Regions from separate parts of the Homo sapiens genome. Here region 2 is linked to region 1. A link is an interaction called in ENCODE POLR2A ChIA-PET data of the cell type or tissue named here. Cell type or tissue: GM12878. All regions are shown on one strand. Links, peaks and the distances in the headings refer to the core of each region. The heading gives the core; the rest is flanking DNA.

What was found. Peaks named below come from ENCODE experiments on the same cell type or tissue, not always from the same donor. Only the 100,000 strongest peaks of a DNase experiment are listed, where the experiment ranks them.
Region 2: POLR2A ChIA-PET joins it to region 1 with 7 read pairs; 2 of 35 experiments call an interaction of 5 or more read pairs at or near these places.

What each region holds. Positions count from the first base shown.
Region 1 is chr12:29,866,517-29,872,308 of GRCh38, reverse strand. It overlaps LOC105369715 (a long non-coding RNA gene), which reads left to right. Exons shown (of 5, transcript XR_931474.1): 5 at 3,431-3,571. Among named protein-coding and RNA genes, the nearest start is that of TMTC1, 85 kb to the right of the region's middle. In GM12878, for the core only: no CTCF peak of the experiment used is centred there; no DNase peak of the experiment used is centred there.
Region 2 is chr12:29,765,024-29,770,815 of GRCh38, reverse strand. TMTC1 (transmembrane O-mannosyltransferase targeting cadherins 1) reads left to right here. Exons shown (of 18, transcript NM_001193451.2): 2 at 2,741-2,918. Among named protein-coding and RNA genes, the nearest start is that of TMTC1, 16 kb to the left of the region's middle. In GM12878, for the core only: no CTCF peak of the experiment used is centred there; a DNase peak (open chromatin) is centred at 2,262.

The DNA of each region.
Region 1 (5,792 bases), core at 254-5,253:
TTTCTTTTTTATTTTCTGTATCCGTAGCTTAGAATGGCACTTAACATGTAGCAAGTCATCCATAAATATATACTTACTGCAATAATGAATGAAAGCAATCAGCTAGTGAGATACCAATTTCTTCTAGTTCTCTAAAGAGATCACTCCTCTCATTTGTGGTCTTCTCTGATGACTGTAGTCTCCCAATCACTTCAACTAATGAGCCAAGTTTGTATTGCATTAAAATAAATGTTTTTTCTCTTCCTTTGTGTTTAAACACTGTTACCTAATTTTATTGTTACAGTAACTACTGAAAAAGAAGGCTGGAAAATTTTTACTAAAATTGTATGAGAAGTTATAAATTCAAGGAAGGCCAAGTGGATGTAAAGCAGAATAAGATATACTATAAAAATGCACTTTCGCTGGGCGCAGTGGCTCACACCTGTAATCCCAACACTTTGGGAGGCCAAGGAGGGTGGATTACGAGGAGTTCGAGACCAGCCTGACCAACATGGTGAAACCCCATCTCTACTAAAAATACAAAAAAATACTTAGCCGGGCGTGGTGGTGAGCACCTGTAATCCTAGCTACTCAGGAGGCTGAGGCAGGAGAATCGCTTGAACCCAGGAGACAGAGGTTGCAGTGAGCTGAGATTGCGCCATTGGACTCCAGCCTGGGCGACAGAGCAAGACTCAGTCTCAAAAAAAAAAAAAAAAAAAAAAAAAAAGGAAAGAAAGAAAGCACTTTTATTCATCAATTCTTTCAAAAAGTATTTACTGAGAACTCACTATATTCCAGGCCCAGTTCTAGGGGCTAGAGTCACAGCAGGGAACAAGCCTAATCTCTGTCCTCATAGAGCTATGTCCATAGATAACCATAGATAATTAACCAATAAGCACATGACTCATGTTGACATAAAGACTGAAAATAAAATGAATGTGATGTGTGAAAATCAAGAGTGATAGGATCTATTTTATACAGGGTGGTCAGGAAAGGCAGAGTCTGGAGAATTTGAGCAGTGATCTCAACAAAGAAAAGAAGAAAGTCATAAGATGATAAGAACAGAGGATTTTTTTGGCTAAAGCAGCTGTAAGTACAAAGTCCTTGAGATGGAAATGAGCTTGGTGCATTTGATAACCTCATCTCATTCAATGATAATAGTTTTGAAGGTAGCAACAAAGGTTAACTGAATCTGTCCATCTTGAGGGTAGAACAGAAAATGGGGGAAAGCAGCAGAAATCTGAGCAGGTCTCAGTCCCTCATCTTTAAAACAGATGAAATCGGCACCTTTCAAACATAGTCCTAGGAGTTGCAGCATCAGGATCACCTGGCAGCTCGTTAGAAAGGCAAATTATTGGGCCTCACTCCAGACTGATTGCAATCAGATATTCTGAGGATCGACCTTAAAAATTTGCATTTAAGCAAGCCTTCCAAATGGTTCTGATGCACAAAAGTTTGAGAAGTATTGGAATAAATGATCTCAAGTATTTAACTTTCAATGTTTTTATGAAAATGAAGCAACGAAGATGAACTAGATTGGGCAGGCTTCCTGCTGGGATAGCCAAGAGGAAAATATAGAAAACAAAACAGATTTGATTCCTATTCAGCATTCCTCCACCCTCCTTCTTAAGAAGCATTCTTTAAATCATTTCTGACCAGGGCACCTCCAGTTGTGTCCTTTTAGAAATCCTCTCTAAATGCACAAATTATGCAAAGATCTATAAATGCTTATAAGCAGCTTTAGGAAATGGAAAACAAATATAAGGCTACAGAAAATAGTATCTATGGAAGTTAGCTTACCTGTAGAATAACCTAGGCATACACACTTACATTTTATATTTTAGAGTTTTTCTTTTGTTTTGCTAATTTGAGCCCATGGTAGTTCAAGGAAATGATAAGCTCCTTGAAATTTTAGGCAAAATTTTTCATGTAACCTTACTTTTCAGAGGAGAGGGTTACACAAAATATTCAAAGAGGGCTACAACTTTAAAAAAGATTAAAAACTGCTGCCTAAAAAGGGTGGTTATCCAACTCTGGCCAAAAGTTAACTACAACTTGAAAACCAGCAACATTGACTTTCTTACCCTAGAGATTTTCAGCCTGAATTCAGACATGGAAAAGAATTAGCTTCGTGGGTGGCATTTTTCTTTGTATATACAACATACTCTTTTAAGACTTATAACCTCATAAATACCAATTTTATGCCTGTCAGTATTGTTTTGGCTTAAGAAGGTGGGGTTACAAATTCTGCTGGCCTCATTCCAGACCCCTCATCTTGCTTCCATGGCCTCTGTTGAAGACAACAGGCTTTAGATTCTAACTTAAAAATATTTGCACATAAAGACACACATACATGCACAAAGAATGTTACTCAAGTCCTTAATGCTCATTTCTTTTTTTTCCTCGATATGCAAAAACCCTCACCTTTTAAAATTTCATTGTCTTCCTCTCTGTTCTAATGTAGTTCTTAGTGTGGCTGGTGGCAGAATTTTCACCCTAAACAACCAAGCAGCATCAGCAGCCTTGGTGCTACTATGTGGTCATTTAAGAATTTTCTTTTAGGCCGGTCACCGTGGCTCATGCCTGTAATCCCAGCATTTTGGGAGGCCGAGGCAGGTGGATCACTTGAGGTCAGGAGTTCGAGAACAGCCTGGCCAACATGGTGAAGCCCTGTGTCTACTAAAAATACAAAAATTAGCCGGGCATGGTGGCATGTGCCTGTAACCCCAGCTACTTAATAGGCTGAGGCAGGAAAATTGCTTGAACCAGGGAGGCGGAGTTGCATTGAACTGAGATGGCGCCACTGCACTCCAGCCTGGGTGACAGAGTTAGACTCCATCTCAAAAATAAATAAATAAATAAACAAATACATAAATAAATAAATAAATATTATTTTAAGTCCTAGAGAGAGTTTACATGGAGAGGAACTTTATTGGGAAAGTGGTAGTGAAATTTTAAGGAGATAATCTGTATTGTTTGCAGGCTGATACAGGTGTCTCGTTGAATGCCTTAACTGGACTGATTGCATGCCTTATCCTTCTGTCACATTCTTCCAGATTATTGGGAAGAGAGATACAGTCAGGCTACCTCAGTTCATGGACGCTTATTGTGGGCATAGATGAAAAGAAGAAAAAAAAAACCCCAAGCTGCTGTATACGTAGAGAACTAGCACCCTCATTTGTAACTGTTTAGTTGCAGTCGGGTAGATCTAATGGTCCAACAGCCGCTGTTGCAGGTTGGGGGTCAGCAGGAGGCCAACCCCAGGTGTAGAAGTCCACTGCATCCCTGACTGTGCTCTTGCGTCTCTGGTCCCTTCTTTCCTGCTTTGTCTTTCTCTTGGACTACCCATAGCTGGCTGTCTCCTCTTCTCTTTATCAGTAAATAAAATTCATGGCTTTTATTTACTGCTTTCACTTCCTGTATTTTTACATCTTTACCACTCTCCTAACAGGCCATACTCTTGGTATGTCTTCAATTCAAGCATTCCAAATGAAAGGATCTGATTGGTTTGACAACACTCCCTCTCAGGTAAAATATTTCCATCGGGAAGAACTCTAGAAGCAGTCGTTTGGATGGTCAACCTTTGGCCAGGAGCCTCTCTCCTAGGTGAGTAAGTGTGGCTACATTATCAGGAATACATTATTTTGTGAATATTTTTACAATCCTAAAAAAGGAATAGTGGATGTAGCAACTGACTTCAAAATGTGCTATGCACATGGCATGCTGTGATAGGCAGGATATGGCTCCCAAAGGTGTCCAAGTGCTAATCCACAGAACCTGAAAATATTTTACCTCACATGGCAAAGGGGACTCTGTGAGTTTGATTAGGTTAAATATTTGAGATGAGTGGATAATTCTGGATTATCTGAGTGTGTCCAATGTAACCACAAGGGGATTTAAAAGGTAAAAGAAGGAGACAGGAGATCAGAGAGAGAGAGAGATTTGAAGATGTTACTCTGATGACTTTGAAGATGGAAGAAGAGGCAATAAGCTGATTAATGCAAGCAGCTTCTAGAAGCTGGAAAACAAAAAGGAAGACTTTCCCCTAGTGCCTCTGGAAGGGAGACCTTGCTGATACTGATACGTTGATTTAACCCGGTAAGACAGTGTATTAGTCCAGTGTCACACAGCTATAAAGAATTACCGGAGACTGGGTAATTTATAAAGAAAAGAGATTTAATTGATTCACAGTTCCATAGGCTTAACAGGAAACATGACTGGGAGGCCTCGGGAAACTTACCATTATGGCAGAAGGTGAAAGGGAAGCAGGGACATCTTAACATGGCAGAGCAGGAAAGAGAGATAGCGAAAGAGGAAGTGCCTACACTTTAAAACCATCAGATCGCATGAGAACTCACTCACTATCACGAGAACAGCAAGGAGGAAATCCACCCCCATGATCCAATCACCTCCCACTAGGCCTCTCCTCTAATTCGACATGAGATTTGAGCAGAGACACAAATCCAAACCATATCAGACAGTGTCAGACTTCTGACCTTCAGAACTATAAGCTAATAAATTTGTGTTGTCACTAAATTTGTGATAATATGTTACAGCAGCAATAGGAAACTAATACACAGACCCTCAAAATATTCTCCCTGGGAAACTCTCCTGTTTATAAAAAGAAAAGAAAATCTTTAATGGAAATTATAGACTGATACATCTTCACTCCATGCTGGGCATAGCTTATTTACCACTTTCCATAGTCTGTTCTCATCTTATGGCTTGGCTCTGGACTAGTCAGGAAGTGTTGATGTTCCTTGAAGTTTGATTGGAGCTGACACTGCCTGACCCCACCCACCCTCCCACTCTTACAGGGAGTGGGCATATAACCCAAACCTGGCCATTATTGTTGACCCGGCGATAAAGACAAAACATAACTATGAGACTACCTGGCAGGGCCATGGGAAAAGATGTTCTCTTTAACCAAGTGGAATATGAGTGTAAAGTATTCTGTTTTTTTTTTTTTTTTTTTTTTTTTTGTCTTTTTGAGACAGGGTCTGTGTCACCCAGACAAGAGTGCAGTGGTGTGATACTAGCTCACTGCAGCCTCAACCTCCCAGGCTCAAGTGGTCCTTCTACCTCAGCCTCCCAAGTAGGTGGGACTACAGGTACACACTACCATGCCTGGATAATTTTTTTATTATTACTTTTGTAGAGACAGGGTCCCACTATGTTGCTCAGGCTGGCCTCAAACTCCTGGGCTCAAGCAATCCTCCTGCCTCAGCTTCCCAAAGTGCATTGGTTACAGGCAGGAGCCACCACACCCAGCCTAGTGTAAAGTATTCTGTGAGCATCCTACTTGCTGTAGATAGTGAGCCGTCTGCAAAAGAAACAGAGATAGGGTCCTGACTTTATTGTTTTAGCTCCTGGATTGAGCTATGCCTGATGCCTGTTCCACTCGTGGTCTTCCTAGTTAAATGAGTTATACATTTAATCTATTGGTATATCCTGTTAGCTTTATTTTCAAAATATAGCCAGAATGTCTGTGTTGCTGTTTCCTAGTCTCATCCACAATCACCTCCCTGGGTCACTTCCATAGCCTCTTACACAGACTGCCTCTGTTGTTGCTTCTCCTCACTGTTCTCAGCCAGGCAGCCAAGATGATGCTCTCAGAATGTAACTCAGATCACGCCATATCTCCATGGTCTCCCGTTTAATTCAAGAGTAAAAATTGAACTCATTGCCATGGTGCACAGGGCCCCATGCCATGGACCCTCTTCTGCCCCTTAGCTCTCTAACTTCATATCTTCCAGGTCTTTACTCAGTGGTCATCTCTCCAGTGAGCCCTTCCAGAGTCAATCCATCCTCCC
Region 2 (5,792 bases), core at 366-5,365, 100 kb after region 1:
CTAGAAGCTTTCGTTAGCATTTTGTCTCAAGCTTACTTGTCTGTAATTTGGAGAATTCACTCTCCATCTTTTTAGATATTTTAAAAATATTCCTAACTCCAGATTCAGGGTGATTTCTTAAAGCTTAGATTCACCAATGTTAGGTTCCAGGTAAGGGACTTTCACAGCATTATGTCATTACTGCGGGGACTCCTCATTCAGCAATTTATTTTATATTTTGGGATCTAATTGAATTCACTTCATACACCAGGCATTCTTGTGTGTACGTTTTTAAGCTTCTGATGCATGAACGATATCTTGTGCAAGCGTGTTTTTTCTATAACCCCACAGATGGAATTAGGTGCATTAGGGCCTGTTATTAAATTTAAGCCAACCGTCAGAAGTCTCTCTATTCTGCATGTCTGTCTTACAGAAGTATTTTTTCAGATTTTGACTAAGTTCAAGAAATAACATGGATAACGCTTGGACATTTTCAGATATGACACATATGAACCACAAAGGTGATTCATGCCTACCATTTTATACTGTTTTTGGAAGGAGAAAGGAATATATGTTAAATACCTGATAAGAGTATAGGTAACATAGTAATAATGCCATCTTTAATGATGCTTTTCAGTTTTTGAATGGTTGAATAATAAATACTTTGCAAAAATAAGCCTTTTTTTTTCTTTTTAAAGAAATGGTGCTATTATTTGTGATCCAAATTTATTATCTAAATTTTAGGATCCATGGGAGTAGTCAAATTTATCAAGGATTTGGCTTGTTAGATGTCTTGCCTTTCTCACTATTGCCATTTTTACCATTTACACTGTGAGATGCATTCTTGTACATTCACTCTAACATCTTTTATATGTATATGTACATATGTATGTATTTGTATATATACTTATGTATATATAGTTTATATATATTTTATACAAACTTTTCTTGTTACTTCTTTATGGAAAATTCCTGGAAGTGGAATTTTCAGTCAAAAGTGCATACCTTTTAAAGCCTCCAATGCATGTTGCCAACCAAGAGACCTTCCAACTTGGACACCTACCGATCAGATGTGAGATTGCCTGTTTTCTCTCATCCTTGTCAGTGGTGTGAATGAATTTTAAATGAATGGTTTAGTGTGGAAAGCTCAGCCTGCTGAAGTGGAATGCAGTGTAAAATCAGTCTCAGAGGGGTGGACTCTTAGGGAACTGCATCCAAGTTCTCCAAGGACCTGGACTTGGTCTTGACCTTCCTTAACAATTATCCCATCCCAAGCTTTCTGACTTCAAGCAGCTCTGCTGCCTCGTGTGTGTTTCTATACAGGAATGGCATGCTGGTCTCCCCGCTTTGTTGGACCTATGAGTTCTCTAGTTCACTGCCTATTCCTTTTTCCCTCTGGATGGGCAATTTCCCACCAGGCTCCTGTATTGAGGATGCTGGGGTGTGTGCAGACTCATGAGTCTGCCAACATACAGCTGAGTCAAATCTTGCATCAGAGCCCTGGAGTTGGATCCAATTCAACAATTTAGTTTTCTAGGCTTAGTTAAGACTCTGATTACTTCAGTGGGAGTGAAAATGGAGTTTATTAGTAACTATGACATTTGCATTCATATGTCCAAATAAATCTTGAGATGTTTAAAATTCTGTAGGTTAAAGCTGTGCATGAATTACGTCAATTATTTAGAATACGCGTATGTCATCTCTAAAGCTGACTTTTTCATTCTTAGTTGTTTTGGCAAAGAAGAGCTGTTTCTATAAGAGAAGCAGATCAAAGGCCTGAGAATTGAAGACCTGGGATTGCTGTTTTGGTAAAATTGACTAGAATACAGACAACTGTAGGCAGCACCACTTAGGGTATCAGTGCTCCCTGGAAAGAACCATACCTTGTGCAAGTGTATTTTTTCTGTAACCCCACAGAATCAATTGGGTGTATTATGTCCTGTTATTAAATTTAAGGCAACCTTCAGAAGTCTGTCTATTCTGCATTTCTGTCTCATGAAAGTATTTTTTTAAGATGTTGAGCAATTGGTTTTCTTTCCCTTTGTGGTTCTCTTTTAATTGCTTTGTCACAGTCTTAGAAATCAGGTACTGAGATCTGTGGGAATTTATGTTAAAAACATTTAATACACATTGTGGAACATGATGCTTTTGCTCATCTTTTCATTTCAGCTGCAGCTGGTAATAGCCTGTAGGTTCCCTAAAGCTTCCTTTGTGGGGTGGTAATTAGGTGATGCTTCCAGCTGCATAATCTAGAAACCTGGTTCCTGGTGGCACCATGGGTGAGAGAACACATTCATGCTTCATTTGTCCCAACTGTGACTATAATCGTAGTTTCATGGTTTCTGTTCATCTCCGGTGTATGTGGCTCTGACCCATGGCCCTTTGGACTTCCCTTTCAACACTCAGTTGCTTGGGAAGAGCCAGCAGTGAAAATAAGAATATTAAGGGGGCATATTTGCATTAGCCATGGAGTGATGGAAAAACAGGCTCAGCACCTGTTTGCTTGCCTTCTCAGTGAGACCAAAGTTCCCTGAAATAATATTGTATTGTATATGCATGGATTTCTGCACATGGGACAATTCTGAAATAGGAAAAATGTGATACATACCCAAGGCTAAAAAATAACCCAATGTTGGGAATCATTTAAAAATCATTAATCTAATAGCTTATCTTTTTAAATGATGGATTCCGTCTGTGTTCCTTGTGTTTATGTTGAGTTTGTAGCTAATGCAGTTTTTTTCTTTTTTCTTTTGTTTTACAGGCTAAACATATTTTTGACTGGTATGAACCCATTCTACTTTCATGCAGTAAATATAATTTTACACTGCTTAGTGACTCTTGTGCTGATGTACACCTGTGATAAAACTGTCTTCAAGAATCGTGGACTTGCTTTTGTAACGGCATTGCTTTTTGCTGTACATCCTATTCATACTGAGGCGGTAAGTGTAATTGGATCTCAGTGAAATAACGAATATGAATGTGTGTATGTATACGTGTATACGTGTATACACACACATATATATACATGTAAATATGTGTGTATATGTAGATATGTGTGTGTATATAGATATATACATGTAAACTAAGCTGATCTTTTTTCCTTTTCAAAAACATATGAGTTCACTCTATTAAAGTGTTTATGTTTATATATAAAGCATTTTGGTTGACAACTTTTCCTTTTGAATGTTCAAATTGGTTTTCTTGCACCTCCTGGATTTAACTGCTTTTCTAAATAACTGCTGTTATTATTACGGGTAGTAATGAATGGCCACAGTTTGTTCAGTTTTGTATTTGCAGATAATTTAAGTCCTAATGTGTTTTAAGCAGCAAGGGCCATTCGAGACACTTACCATGCTGAGTCATTGTTCCTGCTCCACATTTGTATTTTATCTTTTCTCACCCTGCTATATTTTATAATGTTTATTACGCAGAACTGTAAGTGCTGGGGAAGAACTATAAAAAATTAGACTGACATTCTTCAAGTTAGAAAGACAGACTTAGGAGCCTTACATACTGTTTCCCAAGTTACTTAATAGGAAGGGTAGTTATTGTGTGGGTGATGAAAAATTTATTTAAAAAGTATTGGCTGGGTGTGGTGGCTCACGCCTGTAATCCCAGCACTTTGGGAGGCTGAGACAGGCAGATCACTTGAAGTCAGAAGTTCAAGACCAGCCTGGCCAATGTGGTGAATCCCCATGTCTACTAAAATTACAAAAAAACTTAGCCAGGTGCAGTGGCGGGTGCCTGTAATTCCAGCTACTTGGGAGGCTGAGGCAGGAGAATCACTTGAACCCAGGAGGTGGAGGTTGCAGTGAGCCAAGATTGCACCATTGTACTCCAGCCTGGGCAACAGAGTGAGACTCTATCTCAAAAAAAAAAAAAGTATTGATAGCTATGGCCCTTTTTAAAATATTTATTTAATCATTCCATGAATCAGATGGCATTTTTAAGCTGCTTTGTTTCCCAGCTCAGTAAATACAACTGGTTTGTTTGATGTGCATGGCTAGGGGTAGATGAAAACTTGATGAGAGGTCCATGGGCACCACAGTTTTACAAGACTCTTTTCCAGAGTTTCAGCTTGCATCTCTTTGGACGCTTCCCTGAAGCTGATCTGCCTGAGTACACACCTGCAGTAAAGATGTCATGGTGGTTTCCTTCTCCCTCCTCCATTTCTCAGTTGCCCTCTGCTCATTTTAACAAAGTTAAGGAATACCTTGTGTACACCAGCATCTTACTATGCCCCAGGTGTACAAGCCTCTGAGGTACCTTACAAAGGAATAGTCTGATATATCAGTGTCAGCAAGGCATTCTCCAATTAAGGCATCACAAACCCAAAGGAGGGCTTCACATCTCTCCCTGTCTAACACGTATCTCTATGAAGAATATAACATGGCCTTAGAAGTAAGGTATGGTGGCCTGTGTTGCTGTTCTAAATTCAGAAGTGACATAGTTGTCATGGGGATGCATAATAGTATGTTTATTTGAATGGACACAAGAAGTCTGATCTGACCAGTTGGTTTGATGATGAGGACTGGTTTGCCAGTTAGGCTCTACGATGGGCATTTTCCACCAACAAAATTCTAAATCTGTAAGCTCAAAGTTTTGACAAAAATATATTTTGATTGGGTGATGAAGAAAGATCACTTTATAAAAAAATTACACTGTGAAAGGTCATTTTCCCAACTCTTTGTGAGTATTTTAGACTGAGCAAGGTGCCTTTAAGTGGATGAGTATGAGGCATAAGTAATAGTCCTTTGGTGAGTCTCAGTAAAGCTTTTCTGCTGTACTTAAAAGAAATTGTGACAGTAAATGACTGTAATGACAGGTAACTCTAATGATGGCTATGTTTAAATTCTTTGCTTTCAACCAAATTAAAGGAGGACTTGATTGCACTGTCTGTTGGTAGATCATTAAAAATTATGTAAGGTGATAGATCATTATGTGATATTTGCCAATAACTTGGAGTTCAAAGAATAAAGTCATTGCTGTAACAGGTCTACTTCCATTTTCACTTATTTATGTGAACATCCTATGAAGATGAAAGCTAGGAATAGTTGGTACCTGCTGTCATAGTCTAACAAAAGGTAAGATTCAGCCACAGACAACTGAACTTACTGAAAATAAATCTGTTATACCTAGATTATTAAGAGGTGATTTTTTATATTTATTAATTATTTATCATTTTCTGTTTTATTTATGATATATCAAGTATCTGTGAATTAATAATTGGAATAGTAATACAAAATTTAAATTTTAACACTTAGAGGCTTATGGTCAAAAGAAATTTGAAATATAGATTTAATTGTATATTTTTTATTATAGGGAGAAGGATGATAAATACAATAGTTTTAAGCATAACTATGTAATTTACAAAAATGAGGGGGAAATACAATGAAAGTATGAGTTCAAGGAGAAAGGGTATGAAGTGTCTACCAATTAAAGAAGAGCCTATTCATGTTTAGGTAAATGGAAGATGATGAGCTTCAAGTTGCTGTAGTGTTCAAATGACATTTGGTAAATTTAATACAGGAACATTATGGCCTCATTTTGAAATGTCGATATCTACAATGCATAGGAAGTTAGATCCTTTCAAGTATTTAAAATTATGATGAAAAATTTTTGATATGAATTGAAAAAAATAAGAGAGATACTTAAGTTTTTAATGTTCTTTTTGGATAAAATATGAAGAAAAATAATCAAAGACTACTACTACTAGACATATAGAATATGTGATGCTGGGCCAATGGCATGTTTTACTATAAAACCATAGACAGCATTTTATTTCTGACAAATAATTCTTCTTGTACAATTGG